Regions from separate parts of the Homo sapiens genome. Here all the other regions are linked to region 2. The links are chromatin contacts, found by Hi-C or POLR2A ChIA-PET in ENCODE. All regions are on one chromosome and are shown on one strand. Each heading gives the region's core, a stretch centred on a gene start or an enhancer-like site at or near the end of the contact. The rest is flanking DNA. Distances are from core to core; before and after follow the strand shown.

Region 1 (5,036 bases), core at 1,722-4,221, 1.9 Mb after region 2:
CATGTTGGCCAGGCTGGTCCCATACTCCTGACCTCAGGTGATCCACCAGCCTCGGCCTCCCAAGTAGCTGGAATTACAGGCATGAGCCATCATGCCCAGCCCTAATATTTTTTTCTTTCGAACCCCATAAATATCTTTTAAAAAACACCTTTCTTAAAAATACTTTTAAAAGCTACTTAAAGATACCATTTCCCTGCTTCCAGGAGAAATATACATGCACTATAAAAATAAGAAAATATAGATGTCACAGAAGAAAAGTCTCATTTTAAAATCTACGCATTATACTTATTTATGTATATTTATATATTACCATCTGCTATATCACCTTATAATGTGCTTTTAATTATAAAGATTTCCCACATCATTAAATCTTTTTATTTACCATGATTTTTAATGGCCACAAACTCTAGTTTATTTAACAATCATATAACTATAATATAATAATATAATATTGGGCATTTTTCCTGCTTATAGGTAGGGTGCAATATTTTGAGGTAATATAAATGGACTAATATCTGGGATATGGTGACAAATCTTCCAAAGAGCACAATATTTTTTGCAAACAAGAAATTAGGGCCTGAGATAATTAGGAGAAATGTAAGTTCCCAATGAAACTCTGGAGATATTGGCAGGTATGCTGGGTTTCTTAAGTGGTACACAGGTTTGGAGTCAATTGTACTTAAATTTTAAAGGACAGTGACCCCAGCTGCCCTAAGGATGATTGTAGAGGGTAATCCAGGCAGCTGATCCATGGAAGCATGCATGCCTCCCTACCTCAAAATATTTCAATCTTTATGCACTCTTTAAATCTTGTAGGAAGAGGCGGACTTCTCTGACTTTTTGCTCACCCCTTTCCCCCTTCCCATCTACTTTTCCTTTTCTGGTTTCTTGCACCATCAATTATCCTACATCTATCTGCCATTCTCCCCTCTCAGCTCCTTTAGTTAAGGTCTCCCCACTCAAGTTAGGAAAAAAAAAAAAAAAATCACCGGCCAGGCATGGTGGCTCATGCCTGTAATTCCAACACTTTGGGAGGCTAAGGCAGGTGGATCACCTTAGGTCAGGAGTTCGAGACCAGCCTGGCCAACATGGCGAACCCCCATCTCTACTAAAAATACAAAAATTAGGGCCGGGTGCGGTGGCTCATGCATGTAATCCCAGCACTTTCGGAGGCCGAGGCGGGTGGATGACCTGAGTTCAGGAGTTTGAGACCAGCCTGACCAACATGTTGAAACCCCATTTCCACTAAAAATACAAAATTAGTCAGGCATGGTGGCGCATGCCTGTAATCCCAGCTACTCGGGAGGCTGAGGCAGGAGAATCGGTTGAACCCAGGAGGCAGAGGTTGCAGTGAGCCGAGATTGTGCCATTGCACTGCAGCCTGGGCAACAAGAGCGAAACTCTCTCTCAAAAAAAAAAAAAAAAAAAAAAAAAAAAAAAGCCAGGCATGGTGGCGTGCGCCTGTAATTCCAGCTACTTTGAAGGCTGAGGCTGGATTATCACTGGAACTCTGGAGGTAGAGGTTGCAGTGAGCCGAGACCACGCAATTGCACTACAGCCTGGGCTGCGAGACCGAAACTCCGTCTCCAAAGACAAAAAAAAAAAACAAAAAACAATCAACTTTTCCCTTTACTCTTTTGCAGAGAGGGAGGGTCTCGCTATGTTGCCCAGGCTGAACTCAAACTTCTCGGCTTAAGGGATGCTTTTGCCTCAGCTTCCACAGTAGGACCCAACTTTCTCCTTTACTCTTGGTACTTCTTGAGCTCCAGGCCTACTTTTCTCTCTCTCACTGCCAAACATTTGAAATCATCACCCTTTATTAACTCCATTGCTTCATTGGCTAACATACTCTTTAGACAAGCTCTTCAACTCAGTTCTGTGCCTGGTGCACAGCAGGCTCCGGCTGCATGTTAGTTCCAGCCATCTTGCACATTTGCATCTCCTTCCTGGAGAAGGAATTTCTCCATGGTTAGCAGTGTGTGCTCACTCCTAGTCACCAGGGCCTCATCTCCGTGTTCCCACACCCTGACCTTGCTGCCGCCCTAATGCTGCGGACCCAGTTTCCAGGTACGCCGGGTTCTTGGAAGGTCCTGCCGGTCACCCTCCCAGCCTTCTGCCAGACTCACTGAGTTCTCACCCTGCACAGTCATCGTTTCCCCAGTAACCCTGAGAGATCTCCCAGTCTACCTCTTCGAGGCACCCGTTGCCAGTCCTCCATCTCTGTTTGCCGCGCGTCCCTCGGTTACCCCAGAGGCAACACGTCAGGCTGCCCCGCACCTCCAAGCCTGCGCGAATGTCCTTGTAGCCAGCTATGACCAAACATTTAGGGCGCACCTGAGCGCCAGGCCCACGCCACCCCTGCTTGCTTTCACTTAACAGCCTCGACTAGGCCCCCTATGCGCCAGGTCTCAGTGAAGAGGACGCAGTCCCGGGTCCTGGGCGCTCTTTGCCGGGCGAGACAGCTGCGTAGGCAGATCCTGTTCCTCTAGTGGGCGGCCTCGGCCCCTGCCCCTGCCCCGAGGCGCGTCAGAGGACAAGAGGCCCAGGTCGCTGGCAGCGGCTGCCTGCCCGACCGCACAGGGTGCCTAGCACGGGTGGCGGGGACTGGAGCCGGGCGGGGGCCGGCCGGGGTCGGGGGTCCAGCCCTGAGCGGCGCCGTCCCCGCCCCGCCCCGTCCCGTCGCGTCCCGCCCCGCCCTACCCGCCGCCGCCGTCGTCGCCGTCGCCGGGCCTGCGCCGCGCAGCCCGCCTCGGGCGGGAGGCGGGAGGCGGGAGGCCGGGCCCAGGCCGGGGCAGCCCCTCCACCGCACCGTCCTGGGCCGGTGCCCAGGTCCGAGTCGCCTTCCGCCTGCCCCCCCCCCCCCCCAATCCCCCGCCGCGGCAGCCCCAGCCAGGTCCCGCCGCCAGGCCGGCTCCCGCCCCCGCTCCGCCCCCGGAGCCGCAGCCCCGCCCGCCATCGCCGTCGCCATGTTGTGGCTCCCGCAGCCGGCGCTGGGGACGCGCGCGGCCGAGACTCTGGCCTGCAGTCGCCGCCGCCGCCGCCAGGTAAGCGCCCCCCGCGGGCCGGGCCGAGCGGGGCCTGCGGGCCGGGGCAGCCCCAGCCTGGGCCCGGGAGGATCGCAGCCGGGACCGAGTCCGAGCCCGAGCCGGGGCCCGGCCCTGCAGCCTGGCGGACCCTGGCCGCCGCCAGAGGCGGCAGCCACTTCCCCCGACCGCCGCCTGGCGGGCCCGGGCCGCCACCCCACCCCGCCCCCGGCCGTCGGGCGCCGGCCCCTTCCGCCGCTGCGACCGCCGCTGCGACCGCCGCTCCTTGGCAGGCCGGGCACGCTGCTGTCCTCCGCGCTGGGCGGGACGTGCGGCCGCCCTCGGCGATAGCCGGCGGCCCCCAGCCCGGGCACGGATAACGGTGCCACTTTCTCCCTCTGGGACGGCCTGTCAGCCCGACCGTCCCCGCCGCCCGAAGAGCTGTCGCCGTCACAGGGCAGACACTTCGGGGAACGACCCTCTTTGGCGCTCCTCAGTACTCCCCTCCCCTGAGCCCAAGTTCTGACCCTGAGGAAGGTTTCTCCCGGAGCAGACAGGTATTCCTAGAGCTCCAGAGTTGGGGTCCTCAGGGGTGACCAGGCCTGTTGATCAGGGTGAAAATTGTCTCTCTGCAAGGGCTCTTCCTGCCAACGAGGGGGTTGGCGGGAGGCTCAGTGTGACCTGAGGGAGGACAGGAGAGCGTCTGCTGGACAGATGGCCTCCTGGCCTTGGATCAGCGTTTGTGAGGGGGAGGGGTCCGTATGACCTTAGGTATGCCTGCTCCTGAGTACTGCAGGATTATTGAAGCTGTTTAGGGATTTTAAACCATTTTTTGAGTAGGCCAAAGGTGGCATTAAAGGTCCTGGATTGGAATAAGTCCACAGGCCCACCCAGGGAAGCATGTTTGGCATCCAGGACTAGTCTAGAATAGGACTGGCAGTAGAAGAATGGGACTTGGGGAGTAAGACGGTATTTGGCTTATGGTTTGCCCACTTGAGTTCAGGCCTGTGCTCATGGAGGGCCTGTAGGGTGCTTCTGTCGCGGGTGCAGTGTGGTGCACAGTGTGGCAGAGTGCGGAGGATGTGGACAGACAGATTCCTGGCCTGGTGGATGCTTGGTGGTATTTTAGTAGTCTGTTTCCTCAACCTCACTGTTACGTTACACAGTGAAAGGGGCAGAAGTGTGGTGCTAGTGCGTCCATTTTGATCATTTTCCAATTTTTCAACTAGTTGTGGCTTTGATTCATTAAATAAATTTTTACTGAGCACTTACTCTGTGCCAGGCACTGAGCTAGGTGTTGGGAGTACATTGGTAAGCCAGAAAGATACCATGTTTTAGTTCTTAGCCATTGGGAAAGTCTAATAATTAATAGTCGTGGCCGGGCGCGGTGGCTCGCGCCTGTAATCCCAGCACTTTGGGAGGCCGAGGCGGGTGGATCGCCTGAGATCAGGAGTTCGAGACCAGCCTGACCAACATGGTGAAACCCCGTCTCCACTAAAAAAATACAAAATTAGCCGGGTGTGGTGGTGCATGCCTGTAATCCCAGCTACTTGGGAGGCTGAGGCACGATAATTGCTTGAACCCGGGAGGCGGAGGTTGCAGTGACCTGAGATCGTGCCGTTGCACTCTAGCTTGGGCTACAGAGTGAGACTCCATCTCAAAATAAATAAATAGTCGTGGAAATTTATTCAACAACAAATATTTGTCAACAAATACGTGTTAGGCATTGTTCTAGATGCAGTGAACAAAGAAAGCAAAAATGATTGCCCTTGTGGTGCTTTCCTGGGAGTGGGGGAGAAGACAATAAATAAAATATATAACAAAAATATAGTCTGTTAAAAAGTGTGAAATGCTAAGGAGAAGAAGGAAGCAGGGAAGGAGAATCTGAGGTATCAGGGGTGGTAGTTGAATTTATATTATACGGTGGCCTGGGAAGGCTTCCTAAGAAGGTGTCTTTCGAGTAAAACTTGGAAGTGGTAAACTAATAATTCAAACTATAGTGAATATAAGAAG
Region 2 (4,976 bases), core at 3-2,502:
CTCTCCAAGAAGACTGAGTGACTGAGTCCCAGGGCCCAATCCCCAACCCTCACACCGGCAGCAGGCATAAAAGGGGAGGGACCTTCAGACAAAGGCACCTTTCCATCTTCAAGTTGCATTCCACAGAGGTTCCTAGATTTCTTGAGGTCATTTTCAAGGCAGAGAGATGCCCTAACTAGAGCTTTAGCTTCGCCCTGATTTTTTCGTTTGCTTATTGTTTACCCTTGGGGATAACAGCAAGTACAAAATCTGATTCCAACTTTTCCCAGCTCAAAACCTTCACAAACACTTTCACTTGTTCCCGAATCAACACCTCACAGGCCTTGCTTTGGCAAACGGCTCCTGATCCCAGCTTCCTGGCATCTCCCTCCTTTCCTCCTCCCATTCCCACCACCTGTCTCAGTGCACTCCCAGGATGGGAGCTGACATGGACTGTATTTCTCAGTCTACACTGCACATTTCCTAGGCAGAGACTAGGGCCGTCTTGGTGCTTGTTGCATGAACAGATTTAGCTCCACCCTGACACGTAAACTGGATTTCCTGATATCTCCTTAAACAGGCCTTCCGTAGCCAGGGGGGCATGTCGAGCCCGAGTGTCGGTGTATCTTAAGTTTGTCTGGGCCTCCGTTTCCTTAACTCTAAAGTGAAGAGTTAGAACACAGATTGTATTTAAACACCCTGGTTGGGAGCTGCAGTGCCCTGAATTCCCCCTCTTACTCCACCCCCTCAATACTGACACACAGCCGACACTCAATAAAAGTTTGTTGAATTGACAAAAATAAATTTGCGGCTTCTTGCCCAGTACTTGGCACTTAGAGGCCCTCAATAAATGACTATCGAGTTTATATTTCATCTCCCCAACGCATTTGTGACATTCTTAAGGGCGTGAACCATGTACTCAATAGGGCCCTGATGATAGAAAAGAAAATCAGCTTGGTCCCTGTTCTCAAGTTCATAGTTTAGTGTGGGAGACTAATACAATAACTCGCCGATTCAACAGATATTTTTCCAACGTCCGTATGTATTGGGTGGAAAAGGTGAGGCAAGAGTTGTATTTCCCAGACTCCTGAACAGGTTGCGAGATGATTGACTCCTGAGGGAGACCTTCTCACCTTTTCATTGGTTGTCGCTGGCCCTCTCGTCTATCACCCAACCAACCCCGAATGCCTCTTGTAAGCCCCACCTCCGGCAGCCAGCCAATCAGAAGTGCCGGGGGCCAGGGTGCTGCTGGGGCACTGACGCGGTTTCGATTCTAGCGAAAAATGATTTGGCTCGGACTGTCCCGTGACAGGCGGTGCGAGGAGGCCAGGCCCGCGCCCGCCGAGCCCTAGGGCCGCTGCTGCCGACAGCCATGGAGGACGAGCAGCCTGACAGCCTGGAGGGCTGGGTGCCGGTCCGGGAGGGCCTCTTCGCCGAGCCCGAGAGGCACCGGCTGCGCTTCCTGGTGGCCTGGAACGGCGCGGAGGGCAAGTTCGCTGTGACTTGTCACGACCGTACCGCGCAGCAGCGGCGGCTGCGCGAGGGGGCCCGGTTGGGGCCCGAGCCCGAGCCCAAGCCTGAGGCCGCCGTCTCCCCGTCCAGCTGGGCCGGCCTGCTCTCGGCCGCGGGGCTCCGCGGCGCGCACCGGCAGTTGGCGGCGCTGTGGCCGCCTCTGGAGCGCTGCTTCCCGCGGCTGCCGCCGGAGCTGGACGTGGGCGGCGGCGGGGCCTGGGGTCTGGGGCTCGGGCTGTGGGCGCTGCTGTGGCCGACGCGCGCGGGTCCCGGCGAGGCGGCGCTGCAGGAGCTGTGCGGGCAGCTGGAACGCTATCTGGGCGCGGCGGCCGACGGCTGCGGCGGCGCCACAGTGCGCGACGCACTCTTCCCGGCTGAGGGCGGCGCGGCCGACTGCGAAAGCCCGCGCGAGTTCCGGGAGCGGGCCTTGCGCGCGCGGTGGGTCGAGGCGGACGCGCGGCTGCGCCAGGTAAGCGAGGCCCGGTCGCCGGCGTTCGTCCGCGCTTCCATGGCCTGGGACACTGTGGGAGGCTCCCCCGGCGCCGAGAGCCCTGGCTGACGGCTGACGGGGAGGAGCCGGCGGGCGGAGAAGGCCGCGGGCTCCCCAGTGCCGTCACCTGCGCGGGACCGCTGCGGGAAACCGGCGGGAGCTGCGGGAGGGTCTGCAGAGAGGACAAGCGAAGTTAGAGCCTAGTGTACTTGCAGCTGGGAGCTGGGCTAGGCCCCCAACTTTTGCCCTGAAGATGCTGGCAGAGCAGGATGTTGTAACAGGAAATGCCAGAAATATTGCAAGCAAGACTGAAAACAACCCATCCATGTAGGAAAGAATAACACGGACTAAATGTAAGCAATTCCTGTGTATGAGGGGACGTCGCAAATGGGATAAAATGGTTTAGAGGAAGAAATGGCTTTTAGGAGATAGGGTGTTTTGTTTTAAGTAATATATACTTGGTCAAATGGAAAGCCGGCAGAAGGTGAACTTTATTCATCAGTTTGGAATGACCGCATTAGTGCCCTTTTAAGCTTGAAAGAGGTAGTTTGAGAGAGAGTAATTATTTGAGTGGTAAACTTACTGAACCTAAGGGGAGGGGAAGTACAAGTTCACAGAAGGGTTTAGGAGAAAATATGCCTTCTAAGTCCACACCCACAGTTTATTAAGGAGAGCCAGGCTGGAGTCTCGGCTCACTGCTGTTATTAACCTGAATGATTTTTTTCTGTGCATTCTTCTGAGGAAGGGGAAGTGAAGAGAAGAATTCAGCCTAAGCTAAATGTAGAATAAGCTTTCCAAATTAAAATGGTTTTATAAAAGGAGCTCGTTAGTGGGGTCATTTTTGTACTGTGGGTTTTATGTGTAAATATCTACACACCCACTTCTCGTGTTGATTTCACTTTAGAATATGAGGAAACCACAGGGGAGTTTCAGGCCAGTCAGCGTTTGATCTTCAACTTTATCGTCTTCACCTTAGGATATGAGGAACCCACAGGGGAGTTTCAAAAATGATATCATTTTGTATCAGACTTGTTTTTTACACACTCGGTTTCTCACAGAGATAGGTGGTTTCTCCTTAAAATCGAACATGTTTATGATGTATTTTACTGTAGTAAATACTATCAGAAAAGTTATAGTTTTCCCAAATTTAAGTTCACTCTGGGGTACTATAGCATGAATGTAGTTCATACTGTTGAGCTAGCCGTTCACGTTAGTGTAGTTCACATATTTATCTGGAACTTAAAAATGAGGGGTTGGGAGAGGAAGCTTAAATTCAAAACGTGTTCAAATATATAATTTTAATATTTAGAATGGAAAAGCAATTGATTCTAGAATTAGACCAATTGCTAGTATTGCTAGGATATATAAAATGAAGCTGAATGTTTTAACTCTGGAATTTTTCTGAATAGTTTAAGAAATAAGGCTGAAATGTATCACTTGCCTTAAGTTTACTTTTGCGTGTGTGTTTTGATTTTGTTCAGTGAGGCTTTCACTTAAAAAAAAAACCCATAATATTATTACCTGGATAAAAAACTATAGCTGAAAGTAGATCACTTTATCCTTAAGCAGAAGGATGGAAATAGGAGAATTTAAGAATGTATTGGTTGAAAAAAATCTATATTATTTGATTTTATTTCTCTTCTTCTGGGAGTAAAATAATTTCCTGCCAAGTGAGTCCACCTAGATTATACACTGTTCAGTTTATTTTCTGCCCTGCAGCAGAAGCAGTAACCAGCAGAGACTGGAACCACAGTTGAGGCTCTGTAAATGAGGTGACTGCTAAGGGCTTCATGGGAATATTAATCTGGGGCATTAAGAGAATCAACATGCTGAAGTACTTGGAGACAGCTCTGTAATGTTTTATGAGGTCTTTTTTTAAAATTTTTTTCGAGATGGAGTCTTGGCACTGTCGCCCAGGCTGGAGTGCAGTGGCGCCATCTTGGCTTACTGCAACCTCCGCCTCCCGGGTTCATGCTATTCTCCTGCCTCAGCCTCTCCAGTAGCTGGGACTGCAGGCGCCCGCCACCACGCCCGGCTAATCTTTTGTATTTTTAGTACAGACAGGGTTTCACCGTGTTAGCCAGGATGGTCTCGATCTCCTGACCTCGTGATCCGCCCACCTCAGCCTCCCAAAGTGCTGGGATTACAGGCGTGAGCCACCACGCCTGGCCCTTACGAGCTTTAAAAAGGAATACAGCCTCACAACACCTTTACAGTCAGAAAAGTGAAATGAAAAAATATCCACAACCTCAAACCTTCTTTTGGGTCCCTTTCGCTGCATACTTAGTGCATAGTTGAGATTAAACTTTGCACTCTGCCTCTCCATTTAATATTATAAAAGTGTCTTTTTTTTTGAAATGGAGTTTCCTTCTTGTTGCCCAGGCTGGAACCACTGTCTCCCAGGTTCAAGCGATTCTCTGCCTCAGCCTCCCCAGCAGCTGGGATTACAGGTGTGAGCCACCATGCCTGGACAAAAGTCTCCATATTATTAAACAATCTTCAGAAGCACAGTGCTGAATGACTACAGTAATAATATTCTTACATGGATATATCATACTTTTCTTAACCATTCTTGTTTTATTGGGCATTTTTGATGGAGGATGATAACATTTTCATATTTAATCAGTATTTAAAATTGATGTATTAAAAGTTGAGAACATGAAGGTTTCTTTTGTTTAGTTTTGTTTGTTGGGTATGTATTAAATATACTGTCCTGACTTGAGCTTTATTCACATTTGCTTTCTAGGTTATTCAAGGACACGGAAAAGCCAACACCATGGTAGCATTAATGAACGTTTACCAAGAGGAAGATGAAGCATACCAGGAATTGGTTACCGTGGCAACCATGTTCTTCCAGTACTTATTGCAGCCATTTAGGGCTATGCGAGAAGTTGCAACTTTATGTAAGCTTGATATTTTGGTATGTTTTTTTAAAATTTTTACTTTATCAGATTTACTATTTGTCATAAATTATTTCTTTATTTACACTTAATGT
Region 3 (4,671 bases), core at 1,715-4,214, 1.5 Mb before region 2:
TGGGGGGTCGAGGTGGGGGGATCATGAGGTCAAGAGATCGAGACCATCCCAGCCAATATGGTGAAACTCCGTCTCTACCAAAAATACAAAAATTAGCTGGGCATGGTGGCGTGCCCCTGTAGTCCCAGCTACTTAGGAGGCTGAGGCAGGAGAATCACTTGAACCCAGGAGGCAGAGGCTGCAGTGAGCCAAGATCACGCCACTGTACTCCAGCCTAGCGACAGAGTGAGATTCCGTCTCAAAAAAAAAAAAAATTAGTCTCATGATTACATGAAATATATGATTAAAAAAACTTCTATTTCTATGCATATTTATGATGCAAGATGATGACTTCCAAGAATAAACATGTATTGTATTAGGATAAAATTCAGAGGGCTATGTGGAATGGAAATTTGAGTTCCAGGAAAACAGCTATATACCATTTCTGATGATTTAAAAAACCTTGTTCATGTATTTTAAGTAAAAATTTATATATTATTTAGACACATCTAAAAGAATGATGTCATTGCTTTGTTCAAAACTGAGATTTACATGTCAAAAATGACATGCTTTGCAACTTATGAAAATTTAGTTGTAAACTAAATGTTATTAATAGACATCAACTGGATGTGTGAGGATGATGCATAATTTCTCAAAAATCTGTTGGATGCATGTAAGCAAAAAGCGTGAAGACCCTCATACCAGAGGGTAACTGGGGTCATGCAGGTACGTGGAGCTGCTACTGGCCCAGGCTTCAGGGAAGTGGGTGCCAGGGGCTGAGGATCCTGTGTTGCCTAGTGCAGCAGCCCCACACAAGGAACAGGTATGCTCCCCGCAGAGACTCTGTTTGGGGCTTCTCTCCCTCTCTGAGTCATGAGGTTTCCCACCGGGAAACTGGGCTGAGGCAGGCCTCCAATGCTGCAAGCAGTGGGCAGCCTGTGCTTGCAGGACACACCCCCTTAACAAAAGGTATCACGGACCCCTTCCAGAAGAAATGGGAGGGGGTTACTATAGCCTGGCCCAGACACTATCTAGAGATAACATGCTTGGAAAGACTTACGTCAGTGATGCTTTGGATAATTTCAAAACCGGTCACATTCTCATCCCACTTCACTCGTAGGCCTCCAACAGCTGGCTTCACACAGTCCCACACCTCCTCTAGTGTCCCATATACAATGCCTTCTCCTCGGTACCTGGAGCACGAAAAGGAATTTGACCCCAACGCATCAATCAAACTTGTTATCTTGAGATTGTATCTAAGGACTAGAAGGTGGACCATGCCATGTCTGTCACTACTCTTTAGGACAGACTTGCAGAGAAGGGGCTGAAAGTCACTAGCCCCGCCTCCCTTCAGGCCTGCAGAAATGGACAGTAAGCTTTCACAAGAATACAGTTTGCTGGAAATGATTTCATTAAAAACAGTAAGGCTTTTCTGGAGGACAAGTGATCACAGGTTATAGGGTTGATTTGAATATTTTAGGAGGCAGGCCCATAAAGATACCAGGAAGGGTGCGGCACCTCTGGTAATCTTTGAACGAGGCATGCACTTACAGGTTCCCTGGAAACTCCACAGATGGCCTCCAGGAAACTGAAACTCCATTCTGTCAAAAGGCACAGAACCACAGAATTTTAGAGCTAGAAGGGCTCTGGTCACCTGGCTTAATCCCCTGTTCTACAGAAGAGGGGTAAGAGGCCTCAAGAGATACGACTCTCCAAGGCTGTGCAACCCATACGTGGAAAAGCTGGGACTAGTCTTGGGCAAAGCTGTCCCCACAGCAGAATGTGATGAAGAAAAAGATCTTAACTGGCTGACTCCAAGAGCCGTGGGTGGTTTTTAAAATTATCTTAAAAGCCACCAGGCATTCTGTTTCCTTGAGCAACCCAGGGCTACTTAATGAAAAGTCAGAAGGGTCAAGCAAAACTACTCCCATGCTACCCTCTGGCAACGACAAAGAGAGGGGTTCATGCTGTAATGAAAAGTCAGAAGGGTCAAGCAAAACTACTCCCATGCTACCCTCTGGCAACGACAAAGAGAGGGGTTCATGCTGTAATGAAAAGTCAGAAGGGTCAAGCAAAACTACTCCCATGTTACCCTCTGGCAACGACAAAGAGAGGGGTTCATGCTGTAATGAAAAGTCAGAAGGGTCAAGCAAAACTACTCCCATGCTACCCTCTGGCAACGACAAAGAGAGGGGTTCATGCTGTAATGAACACAGAAGAAAACCTTAGTATGCATCAGATGCTGGATCAGACTTTACTGGATTTAAACAACATGTAAAAACCTCCTTAGCTGCGACCACATTCTTTCATTTTGTTTTGTTTTTAAACACCTGCTTACCCCTTAAATGCAATTTATTTACTTTTACCACTGTCACAGAAACATCCAGTCCTAAACAGCATTCAACAGCCAGGTGACCTTGGGCAAGTCACTGAGTGAAAGGAACAGATACTTACCACCTGAAGTCATTGTGAGCATAACAGGCCCAATCTTTTTTTTAAAGAAGAAAACAATCCCCATTGGAATCCCTCTCAATCGGGTCCAGGGGATTGGGGAGCAGAAAACAACGGGGAGAGGAGGCGCTTGGGGGCTTCTGGGGACCCGGGCTCCACGAAGCCGTCTCCGCGACCCCTTCCCGCCCAGCTCCTCACTCACGCCTTCCCGGCAAATCTTCCAGCCTGCTGTGTCCCGCCGGTACTGGAGCATCTTCTCGGCCACAGCCTCGCTCATCTGGGCTGCCAGCGCCGGGTCCATTGCGTCGGGAGCTGCGCTTAGCTGCGGGGTCGCGGGTGTTATGAGCGGCGGCGCTGGATCCCGGGTGCCTGGAGGCTGGAGCTCTGGGAGGAGCTCGTAGCCCCGCCTCTTTCCGCGCCCCCGCTCCCGAATTGGTCCAGGCCCTCAGACGGATCCCGCCTCCCGGAGATTGGCAGGACAAGGAGACCGCGGGGCCAGGCTCTCCAGTTAGCGTCAGCGCCTGGGCGGGTCCCGGACGCCTTGGGCGGGCCGGGTAAGGTCCAGCCGTATCCGCCTCCTTCATGTCCCGCTGTGGGAGGGGCTCTGGAGCGCCGGGACTGTGAGATGGCCAATGACGGTCTGACCCGTTGGGCCGGGCCAGGTCGCGGACAACGTCGACCGTTTGTTTAAGAAGCGTGGACTCTTGTCCTGAGTGCACCGAGGCTTTCAGCCTGCGGGACAGTGGTGCGATTTGCATTAGAGGTAATATGCTAGGGCGGCTGCTGCAGGGTGGGAGAGGAAATGCGCGTGGAGACTGGGCGCGTGCAATGGTGGGAGAGGTGTGTGGCAGGGGTGCGGGGAGTGGGGGTGAAGAGAAGAGGACCCATCGTAGAGTGTTTAGGAGATGGAAGGTGAAGGTCTCTGCCCCCGATTGTGGATGTTCAGAAGGAGAAAGCATCATGACTCCCAGCCTTGGCCACCTGGCAGCTTACCTGAGATGGAGAAGAGATAGGGTGAGTTCAGTTCTGGGCATATTTAGTTGGAGGTGCCTGAAGGGCCTTTAGTGCAGGTGTCCAGGAGTCAATGCAATGCGCTGACATCTGCGAGAGGCCCGGCTTTATTAGAGATATGGGAGTTCTCTGCTTCCAGCTGCCCTGGAGCTGCGGGGAGTGAGCCAGGGTCGCATCTTCACAGCGTGAATGGCAAGGACAGCCTCGGTTTCCCCTCTTCTGCGCTATCACCAACTAAATATTTGAAAAGGTTAATACTGAGGTCTATTTCTTATCTTTCTTTTTTATGTACTTATTGTTTCCTTTAAACTTTCGATATAAATGTTTGGAAGAGTAGTGTAAACAAATTGACAACTTGAAAGACCTTTTTGGAAGATGTGAAGGGCAGCCAGGCTGTGAAGAAGACCTGGATGGGGAATTAGGGAGCTCAAGATCTAAACCCAGTTTCACTCATTATTCTTTGAGCTTCAGTTTACTCCAAGGTGAAATGGGATACATCATAAATGTTCCTGGCGGGGTCCGGTGGCTCACGCCTGTAATCCCAGCACTTTGGGAGGCTGAGGCAGGAGATCACTTGAACCTAGGAGTTCGAGACCAGCCTGAGCAGCATGGCGAGACTCCGTCTCTACTAAAAATTCAAAAATTAGCCGGGCATGGTGGCGCGGGGCTGTAATCCCAGCTACTTGGGGGGGCTGAGGTGGGAGGATCGCTTCAACCCGGGAGGCAGAGGCAGCAGTGAACCGTGATCGCGCCACTGCACTCCAGCCTGGGCTGCAGAGCAAGATCCTGTCTCAAAAAGTAATAAAAATAAACAAACAAACAAATAAATGTTCCCTATGCCCTTGTGAAGAGAGAGGGAAGTAACGCATGTAAATACTCTTAGGACCCATAAAAGAAAAGACTAGTAAATTAATCCCATTAAAAAATTAAGCACATCAAAATTTCATAAAAAGTTAGATAATATGAGAAAAAAATCGGGACACACTTTAACACATAAGTTTTCTTATCGAACCAAGGGCTCATACAAATCATTAAGCAATTTTCAGACAACCCCATAAACAAAAAGAATGCATTAGACATGGAAAGATACTTTGTGGAAAAATTAATTGACATGGCTAACAAAGCTATAAAAAGATGCAGAACCTCACTCATTGTTAGGGAATTAAAAATTAAAGCAAGGAGAGGCTTTTCTTAAAACCTATTGATGGACAAACATGAAGTTTGTTTATA

Evidence for each region. Hi-C counts contacts between places; a loop is a spot of excess contacts on that map. ChIA-PET counts read pairs that join two places held with the same protein, here RNA polymerase II (POLR2A). Pooled maps may share reads with other maps.
Region 1: a loop to region 2 is called in a pooled map, with 6 times the contacts of the local background. The contact joins the promoter of ZNF592 here to the promoter of WHAMM in region 2. A Hi-C loop is called at or near these places in 2 of 37 single-sample maps with no recorded cell type and 8 of 50 pooled maps. POLR2A ChIA-PET finds 5 or more read pairs at or near these places in 1 of 52 experiments (naive thymus-derived CD8-positive, alpha-beta T cell).
Region 3: a loop to region 2 is called in a pooled map, with 7 times the contacts of the local background. The contact joins the promoter of TMC3-AS1 here to the promoter of WHAMM in region 2. A Hi-C loop is called at or near these places in 4 of 50 pooled maps.

Annotation. Positions count from the first base shown.
Region 1 is chr15:84,745,621-84,750,656 of GRCh38, forward strand. It overlaps ZNF592 (zinc finger protein 592), which reads left to right and starts at 2,972. Exons shown (of 11, transcript NM_014630.3): 1 at 2,972-3,044. RefSeq lists enhancers at 2,124-2,423, 2,496-3,335, 3,864-3,943 and silencers at 2,494-2,913, 2,974-3,463.
Region 2 is chr15:82,808,376-82,813,351 of GRCh38, forward strand. WHAMM (WASP homolog associated with actin, golgi membranes and microtubules) reads left to right here and starts at 1,253. Exons shown (of 10, transcript NM_001080435.3): 1 at 1,253-1,960; 2 at 4,728-4,901. The coding sequence starts at 1,352. RefSeq lists silencers at 1,509-1,638, 1,659-1,768, 1,989-2,158.
Region 3 is chr15:81,321,369-81,326,039 of GRCh38, forward strand. TMC3-AS1 (TMC3 antisense RNA 1) reads left to right here and starts at 2,965. Exons shown (of 7, transcript NR_120365.1): 1 at 2,965-3,193. It overlaps STARD5 (StAR related lipid transfer domain containing 5), which reads right to left and starts at 2,773. Exons shown (of 6, transcript NM_181900.3): 1 at 2,633-2,773; 2 at 1,531-1,580; 3 at 1,040-1,172. The coding sequence starts at 2,731. RefSeq lists a silencer at 3,265-3,314.